Linked DNA regions of Homo sapiens: region 1 is linked to region 2. A link is an interaction called in ENCODE POLR2A ChIA-PET data of the cell type or tissue named here. Cell type or tissue: Caco-2. All regions are shown on one strand. Links, peaks and the distances in the headings refer to the core of each region. The heading gives the core; the rest is flanking DNA.

Region 1 (4,400 bases), core at 328-4,327, 56 kb after region 2:
TTCCCTGAGCCATTCATCTGTACTTTCATTTGTCTCTTATCGCTTCATGTGTAAAAATTTTATCTCTACCAATTTAGACAGAAACTCTTTTATAGCAGGAAACATTTCATAGATCTCACAGAATTGGGCACTTAACAGATATCCAACATACACATTATTAACTGAATTTTTTTTTTTTCGAGATGGAGTCTTGCTGTGTTGCCCAGGCTGGAGTACAGTGGCGTGATCTCAGCTCACTGCAACCTCTACCTCCCAGGCTCAAGCAATTCTCCTGCCTCAGCCTCCCAAGGAACTGGGATTACAGGCACATGCCACCACACCTGGCTAATTTTTGTATCTGTAGTAGAGATAGGGTTTCACCATGTTAGCCAGGCTGGTCTCAAACTCTTGACCTCAAGTGATCCGCCCACCTTGGCCTCCCAAAGTGTTGGGATTACAGGCGTGAGCCACCATGCCTGGCCTTAACTGAATTTTTGAAGGGGTATTTTCATGAACATATTATAGAAATAACAGTTTGGGGCCATTTTAATCAGCCTCAGTCTGATTTAAGCTACCTATTGCAAAAAAATTATATTGTGTGTCTGGAAAATGTTTTAAAAATTAACCTAATGTTTGAATTATTGATTCATTAGTTCTCTAAGGAGAATATTTTCTTTACATTGAAACTTGTACAGTATGAACCTGTGCCATGGAAACCCATTCTAGCATGCAGTTGTTACAATCAACAAACCACAACATATACAGATTTACTTACTTTCTTTTTTTGAAATACACAAAACATTCATTGTTATGTATAAATATCAGAGATTGGCCTGTAACTTTGAGGCAGTTTTCAAACACAGTTGGGCAAAATCATAAAAGTAGTAGGGAAGGCTGGGTGCAATGACTTACACCTGTAATCCCTGAACCTTGGGAGGCCCAAGCGGGTCAATCACTTGAGGTCAGGAGTTTGAGACCAGCCTGGCCAACGTGGTGAAACCCTGTCTCTACTAAAAATACAAAAATTAGCTGGGCATGACGGCACACACCTGTAATCCCAGCTATTTGGGAGGCTGAGGCAGGAGAATCACTTGAATCTGGGAGGTGGAGGCTGCAGTGAGCCAAGATCGTGCACTCCGCCTGGACAACAAGCTGTGACTCGGTCTCGAAAAAAAAAAAAAAAAAAGTAGTAGAGAAGTAGACAAAACTAGATTATTGTGGGAAGCAGGAAAAAAAAGATTAGTCTAGTTTAGACTTGCCTTAATTATAGTCTATATGTGATGAAATGTGGTAATTTGACACTAGTTGATTTAATGGTATAATCCTTTTTTGCACTAGTAAATCACCACAAATTGCCTTTTATACAAATTATGTTACAAGAAGTATAATTCTATTTGAGAGATTGCTTAAACAAAGGGGGTGGAATTTTAAAGGTGGGCTTTAAAAAGCAGAAACTTTCTTTTCCTCTTAAAAACTGGAATTCCTACAGACTCTAAGCGTCTTTTTAGAAAAAAATACAGGTGTATTTTCCTAGAAACTAAAAACTATGCATAACCCCAAAAGTCCAAAGATAATCACTGCACACATTTTGGAGCAGTTCCTTCTAGTTTTTCGTTCTCTCTCTCTCTTTCATGGAAAAAGACAGATTTATTTTAATATCTATGGTTAGATCATATTGTACATCATAAACATTTTCCCAGATCAGTAAGAACTTTTTGTTAAGTTTTGTGCATTATCTTTTATTTTAGTCATTTTTCAGTATATTATATCCTCCCTCTCCATTTTAGTTTAAAAGATAAACTCATGGTATGTAAAGAGATTTTTCAAGTAAAAATCATTCATAATCCTATTATTCTAGTATAACTATTTCCATTTTTCCTACTCTTTCCCTTTCAGAGCTAATGCTATTACACGACAAATATGCCTCAATTTAACCACGGAATTCTTTTTTCAGAGAGCACCTTATGATGGTGGTTCATGAAATGTTGATCCTAGATCAGCAGGAGCAGCAGCATCATCACTTAGGAATTTGTTAAAATGCAAATTCTCAGGCTCCTACTGAATCCAGAAACCGGGGAGGGAGGAGAGACAGAAATGTGTGTGTGTGTGTGTGTGTGTGTGTGTACAAGCTATGAAGCAATTCTGACACACATTGAAGTTTGAGAACTATTGTCTTATGGAATCAACAATTTGCAGATCATTCTTTGGGAAGCAGTCTGCAAAAGTGCCTTTCTGACCAGTCTCTATATTTCCTGGAAGGTTTTAGATAAAAACCGCTGGCTGCCTCTATTCCCTCAAGGGTAGAATAAGGATATATTAGCTACCTTCCAAGATAAGGATTAAATACAATAATTAGTAAAAGTGTTCTGTAAACTATAAGTAGTGAAATGGTATATAGATAGAGTTATTGTAATGGTGACCCTGAGTCTAAGCTGACAGACTTATATTACTAAGCTCTGGGGAAAGCCAAGTGGAATGTGGACACAGATGGTTCTTAACTTTCACACAGTCAACTTTTATACAGCCCGATTTTCACACATTACACATGCCACCCCTAAAATGCCTTTCCAACACCAAATCTGGAATTTCATACACTTGCAGTTTAATGAGCAATTTGAGGTATCCCATGGCTGCACCACCTGCCAGCCCACAGCCCTACTTTGGCAGGGCCACATCTTTTTCTGTTCAGCAGTTTTTGTCCATATTTTATTGCATCTTGCCATGATTATTTATAAAGAAAACAGGAGAGAAACTGTCCTCAGTCATGTTTAGTTTCTATTACATTTCTTTGGCAGTCTTAGGCTATGATTGTTCCTATTTTTATGAACATGATAGCCTCTCAAATATCTCCTAGTACACAAATTAGTATTTCTTGCAAGTTCACTGCTCTCTGAGACATCTCTGCTTCCTCTGGTCAGTTTGTCCTTTCTCCTTCTTAATCTTGATGTCTGTCTGGTGATCGCTAGTTGTCTGTTTGGATTTTAGGTATCTGGCATGGGCTTCCTCTGCAGCTACTCAGACTTGTTTTTCCCAACAGGTCTCTCCCCTAAAAGAAAGTGTGGCTGTGGCTGTGTGTAAGTGGATGGGGCTTGATCAAAAGATGTCACTTTAGGGAGCATGGGCATGGGGCAGACAAGCAGGCTGAAGACCCTTTGCCTTCCCTACCTCATTACTAGAATAAGTAGGGTTTTACTTTGGCATGGGAAGACTTCAATACATTTTTTTCCTAAGCAAAGATAACATAGTTTTTATTTCTCCTGGGTCTATTTTGGAAGTGTCTATTTGTCTTTCTCAGCTCTCTATCCCCATACAACATTATCCCTCCAAATAGGAAGTTTACATTATTTGGAGGGGTAGTCTCTTGGGGTTTTAACCCAGGGTCCAGGGCTGCTGCGGCTGCTGGCTACTCAGTGGTGGTGGTAATGGGGGATCCGGGACATGACTGGCTTTGCTGCTCCCGGATGCAGGTCTGTAATTAATTATCCTGACACTTGTCTCAGGACCCCCTTCTGCTTTTGACTTGTAGTCACCCTGACTCTGAGCTATCGATCTCTCTAGAACAGTAGCTCTCTAAGTATAGTGCCTGAACTAGCAGCATCAGCAGCACCTCGGAACTTGTTAAAAAGGCAAATTGTTTATCCAGAATAATGCTGATAAACATTTGGTTGTTTCTAGATTTTTGACTATTATAAGTAACGCTTCTGTGAACATTCTTACACAGATGTTTTTATGAATATTATCTTTTCATTTCGTAAATTCCTAAAAGTAGAATTGCAGGACAAACTCAATCTAATCCAATCCCAAAATTCTACATAATTATGATCCACTGATGGTACAGTGTTATGAATTTATTGTTTTTATGGTTGCCAGATAAAATATAGCATGTCCAAAATAGTGCATTTGGGACATACTTATACTAAACAATTGTCTGTTGTCTATCTGAATTCGAATTTAACTGAGCGTGTCCAGTATTGTTTTAATTTTTGCTAAGTCTGTCAACCCTAAATCTTTTTAAAATTTTCATTTATGTTAATTTAAGGGCTTTGGAGGGTGGGAAAAGCAAGATTGACTTGCATAATCATTTCATCACCTCGATCCAAGAAAGAAATTTGGTAAAGGCTGATAAGCCATTTCAGTTAGCATCATAATTTATTGATCAGTCCACTCATTTCCCTGCAAAATACCTTGCCCAAGCCAGTGAAACATCACCATCAGAAAGTCCTCCTTCCTAACACTAAATCAATGTCTTATGTCAACAAAATGTCACATAAGTTGGCTAACAGCCAGAATTTGAGGTAAGAAATTACTTTAGGTCAGTAATTTTATTGTCTGTATTCAATGTTTGTCTTTTGAACATTTTTAATAATCACATATATATTGTATAAGACTCGGGTTTCTATTTTTAATTCAAGATTAAAATA
Region 2 (4,400 bases), core at 285-4,284:
ATGTGTCTTGGAGTTGCTCTTCTCAAGGAGTATCTTTGTGGCGTTCTCTGTATTTCCTGAATCTGAACGTTGGCCTGCCTTGCTAGATTGGGGAAGTTCTCCTGGATAATATCCTGCAGAGTGTTTTCCAACTTGGTTCCATTCTCCACATCACTTTCAGGTACACCAATCAGATGTAGATTTGGTCTTTTCACATAGTCCCATATTTCTTGGAGGCTTTGCTCATTTCTTTTTATTCTTTTTTCTCTAAACTTCCCTTCTCGCTTCATTTCATTCATTTCATCTTCCATTGCTGATACCCTTTCTTCCAGTTGATCGCATCGGCTCCTGAGGCTTCTGCATTCTTCACGTAGTTCTCGAGCCTTGGTTTTCAGCTCCATCAGCTCCTTTAAGCACTTCTCTGTATTGGTTATTCTAGTTATACATTCTTCTAAATTTTTTTCAAAGTTTTCAACTTCTTTGCCTTTGGTTTGAATGTCCTCCCGTAGCTCAGAGTAATTTGATCGTCTGAAGCCTTCTTCTCTCAGCTCGTCAAAATCATTCTCCATCCAGCTTTGTTCCGTTGCTGGTGAGGAACTGCGTTCCTTTGGAGGAGGAGAGGCGCTCTGCATTTTAGAGTTTCCAGTTTTTCTGTTCTGTTTTTTCCCCATCTTTGTGGTTTTATCTACTTTTGGTCTTTGATGATGGTGATGTACAGATAGGTTTTCGGTGTAGATGTCCTTTCTGGTTGTTAGTTTTCCTTCTAACAGACAGGACCCTCAGCTGCAGGTCTGTTGGAATACCCTGCCGTGTGAGGTGTCAGTGTGCCCCTGCTGGGGGGTGCCTCCCAGTTAGGCTGCTCAGGGGTCAGGGGTCAGGGACCCACTTGAGGAGGCAGTCTGCCCATTCTCAGATCTCCAGCTGCGTGCTGGGAGAACCACTGCTCTCTTCAAAGCTGTCAGACAGGGACACTTAAGTCTGCAGAGGTTACTGCTGTCTTTTTGTTTGACTGTGCCCTGCCCCCAGAGGTGGAGCCTACAGAGGCAGGCAGGCCTCCTTGAGCTGTGGTGGGCTCCACCCAGTTGGAGCTTCCCGGCTGCTTTGTTTACCTAAGCAAGCCTGGGCAATGGCGGGCGCCCCTCCCCCAGCCTCGTTGCCGCCTTGCAGTTTGATCTCAGACTGCTGTGCTAGCAATCAGCGAGATTCCGTGGGTGTAGGACCCTCTGAGCCAGGTGTGGGATATAGTCTCGTGGTGCGCCGTTTTTTAAGCCGGTCTGAAAAGCGCAATATTCGGTGGGAGTGACCCGATTTTCCAGGTGCGTCCATCACCCCTTTCTTTGACTCGGAAAGGGAACTCCCTGACCCCTTGCGCTTCCCAGGTGAGGCAGTGCCTCGCCCTGCTTCGGCTCGCGCACGGTGCGCGCACACACTGGCCTGCGCCCACTGTCTGGCACTCCCTAGTGAGATGAACCCGGTACCTCAGATGGAAATGCAGAAATCACCCGTCTTCTGCGTCGCTCACGCTGGGAGCTGTAGACCGGAGCTGTTCCTATTCGGCCATCTTGGCTCCTCCCAAAATACACTTTTTTTTTAACAATCTGGCTGTTGTACAATTTAAGATATTCCCCAGAAAATCAAGAGCTCTCTGTTGTAAATTACATAAAACATAGATTCAAAATATTAAATAAATTGTGTGATTACATCTAGATCGAGGTGGAAAAGCAAAGGGGAAAATCGCATGAAATGTAATTAAACAAGCAACAGATAGACCACATAAGGCTCTGAAGGCCATGGTGAGGATTTCACATTGTATTGCATTGGAAAGTCCCTGGAGAGTTATGGGCAGAGGAATAACAAAAGCTGACTTGCATTTTTAAAGGATAATAGATAGGTATTTTATCCTCATTTTATAGATGAGGACACTGAGGTTCACAAATGTTAAGAACCTTGCTCAAGGTCACAATGCCAGTAAGTGGCAGGACTGAGATTCAAGTCCATGCTCTTCCCATCTCTTACAATACCTCTCAAAACTCCTTTACTTCAAGACTCAGTAACACTACCACCTCAATCTCTTCATACAGCTCTGTCTGCTTCTTTCTTTTCCTCTGCTCCAAATATAAGCATTCCCTAGGTTGTCTTCTCTTTCTAAACTCTCTCCCTCGTCGACCTAACCCATAATCATGGGCTCAACTTTCATCTCTAGGATTAGGACATATAAACCTAAATCTCTAGCCTCAGTTTCTCTCTACCCCTGCATTTCTCAATGTCTCATGGTCATTCTCCACTTACATACCGCACTGGTAATTAAAACTCAGTATGTCCCAAAGCAAGCCAGTATGTTTCACTGAAAATATTTTTTCCACAGCACTAACTTCTACATATCCTAATAAGCAAGGCTTAAAATCTTACAGCTTTATTTGATCCTTCGAACTTACATCTTTAAAACTGAGTTACTGGGTTTGTTTTGTTGTTTGTTTATTTGTTTGTTTGTTTGTTTTTTGAGACACAGTCTCGCTCCGTCTCCCAGGCTGGGGAGCTGAGATCTCCACTCGCTGCAAGCGATTCTCCTGCCTCAGTCTCCCAAGTAGCTGGGATTACAGATGCCCACCACCACGCTGGCTAATTTTTGTATTTTTAGTAGGGGAGGGGTTTCAGCATTTGACCAGGCTGGTCTCGAACTCCTGACCTCAAGTGATCCTCCCGCCTCAGCCTCCCAAAATGCTGGTATTACAGGCATGAGCCACCATGCCCGGCCTGAGTTACACTGTTAATCTAATAGTTATATATACTACTTTACTTTTATTTTTATCTGTACCTTATGGCATTTATCTCAATGAATTTGCATTACAGGAGTATATGTGCCTAATCTCCCCTCCTAAACTATAAACTCAATGTAAGAAGTATGTCTCATTCATTTTATTCTTCACCATACCACATAGCACACAGCTGCCACAAACAGCACCCTGCAAATAGCAGACTCAATAAATACTTGGTAAACAAATAGGGGACAAATATTTCAATACCAATAGTCTAGGTTCAGATATTACTAAACTAATCATCAAATATCAGTCTCCCCTTCACCATATATTTCATCAATATTTATTGGCAAATAATGAAAAGAAAGTTTTTAAGAGTCAAAAGTTCAAGCATAGTTTTCTAAAAAATGAATAAAAGGCCTGATTATTCAGACTAATCTCTATCACAATAAAATCAACTAATTAGTTGGATATGAAGGCAATCTGATGGAAAATCTGTTACCAGAGGGATTATTAGTGTAGAATTGACTCCCTCATTCCTCCAGGTGGGTCTCTTTCTACCAATATGTATTTTTATCCCTCATCTATGACAACTAAGAGGCAAATAATGGTAAATCAGAATTGGCCTGCTCTACTCAGAGTTAGCTGCTACAGAAAACAGTGAGTTGAGAAAGTGTTTACTGCAATACTAAGCCCTTACCTCTCAACTGGAAGCGACATGCTAGAGGCTGTAGTTTGTACTCAACAGAGAGCAGCCAAAGAATAACAAGAACTCACATATAAAAACAACTTCAGCCGGGTGCGGTGGCTCACGCCTGTAATCCCAGCACTTTGGGAGGCCGAGGCGGGCGGATCACAAGGTCAGGAGATCGAGACCATCCTGGCTAACAGAGTGAAACCCCGTCTCTACTAAAAATACAAAAAAATTAGCTGGGCGTGGTGGCAGGCACCTGTAGTCCAAGCTACTCGAGAGGCTGAGGCAGGAGAATTGCATGAACCCGGGAGGCGCAGCTTGCAGTAAGCCTAGATCGCGCCACCGCACTCCAGCCTGGGCAACAAAGCCAGACTCCGTCTCAAAAAAATAAAAATAAAAACACCTTCAACAAACTCAAAACGTCACATTAATGAATAGGAAAACCCATTATTCAATTGTTCATTTAAAAAAGACCACATGACGGCCGGGCGTGGTGGCTTACGCCTGTAATCCCAGCACTTTGGGAGGCTGAGGTGGGTGGATCACGAGGTCAGGAGATGGAGACCATCCTGGCCAATACGGTGAAACCCACCTCTACTAAAAATACAAAAATTAGCTGGGCGTGGTGGCGCGGCCTGTAGTCCCAGCTACTCGGCAGGCTGAGGCAGGAGAAGGGCGTGACCCCAGGAGGTGGAACTTGCAGTTAGCCGAGATTGTGCCACTGCACTCCAGCCTGGGCGACAGAGCAAGACTCTGTCTCAAATAAATAAATAAAACCATATGACTTATATCTCCAAAGAGATAATAAGAAATTATGTAAAAATCATTTAGTTATTGAAAAGAAAGATAAAGTGAGCCCCTTATTTACACCCCCATAAGTTAGGTCTCAAGCAAAAATCAAAGAGGGATTATGCACACATTTACAATTCCATGGTCTCCAAAGCTCAGATAATCTAGACAGATATTCTGAG

What was found. ChIA-PET counts read pairs that join two places held together with the same protein. Peaks named below come from ENCODE experiments on the same cell type or tissue, not always from the same donor. Only the 100,000 strongest peaks of a DNase experiment are listed, where the experiment ranks them.
Region 1: POLR2A ChIA-PET joins it to region 2 with 6 read pairs; 13 of 35 experiments call an interaction of 5 or more read pairs at or near these places.

Annotation. Positions count from the first base shown.
Region 1 is chr11:86,988,357-86,992,756 of GRCh38, reverse strand. The region is part of intron 2 of FZD4-DT (FZD4 divergent transcript); the gene reads right to left. Among named protein-coding and RNA genes, the nearest start is that of FZD4-DT, 35 kb to the right of the region's middle. In Caco-2, for the core only: no CTCF peak of the experiment used is centred there; a DNase peak (open chromatin) is centred at 2,056.
Region 2 is chr11:87,044,458-87,048,857 of GRCh38, reverse strand. All of the region lies in intron 1 of TMEM135 (transmembrane protein 135), which reads right to left. Among named protein-coding and RNA genes, the nearest start is that of TMEM135, 8.7 kb to the right of the region's middle. In Caco-2, for the core only: no CTCF peak of the experiment used is centred there; no DNase peak of the experiment used is centred there.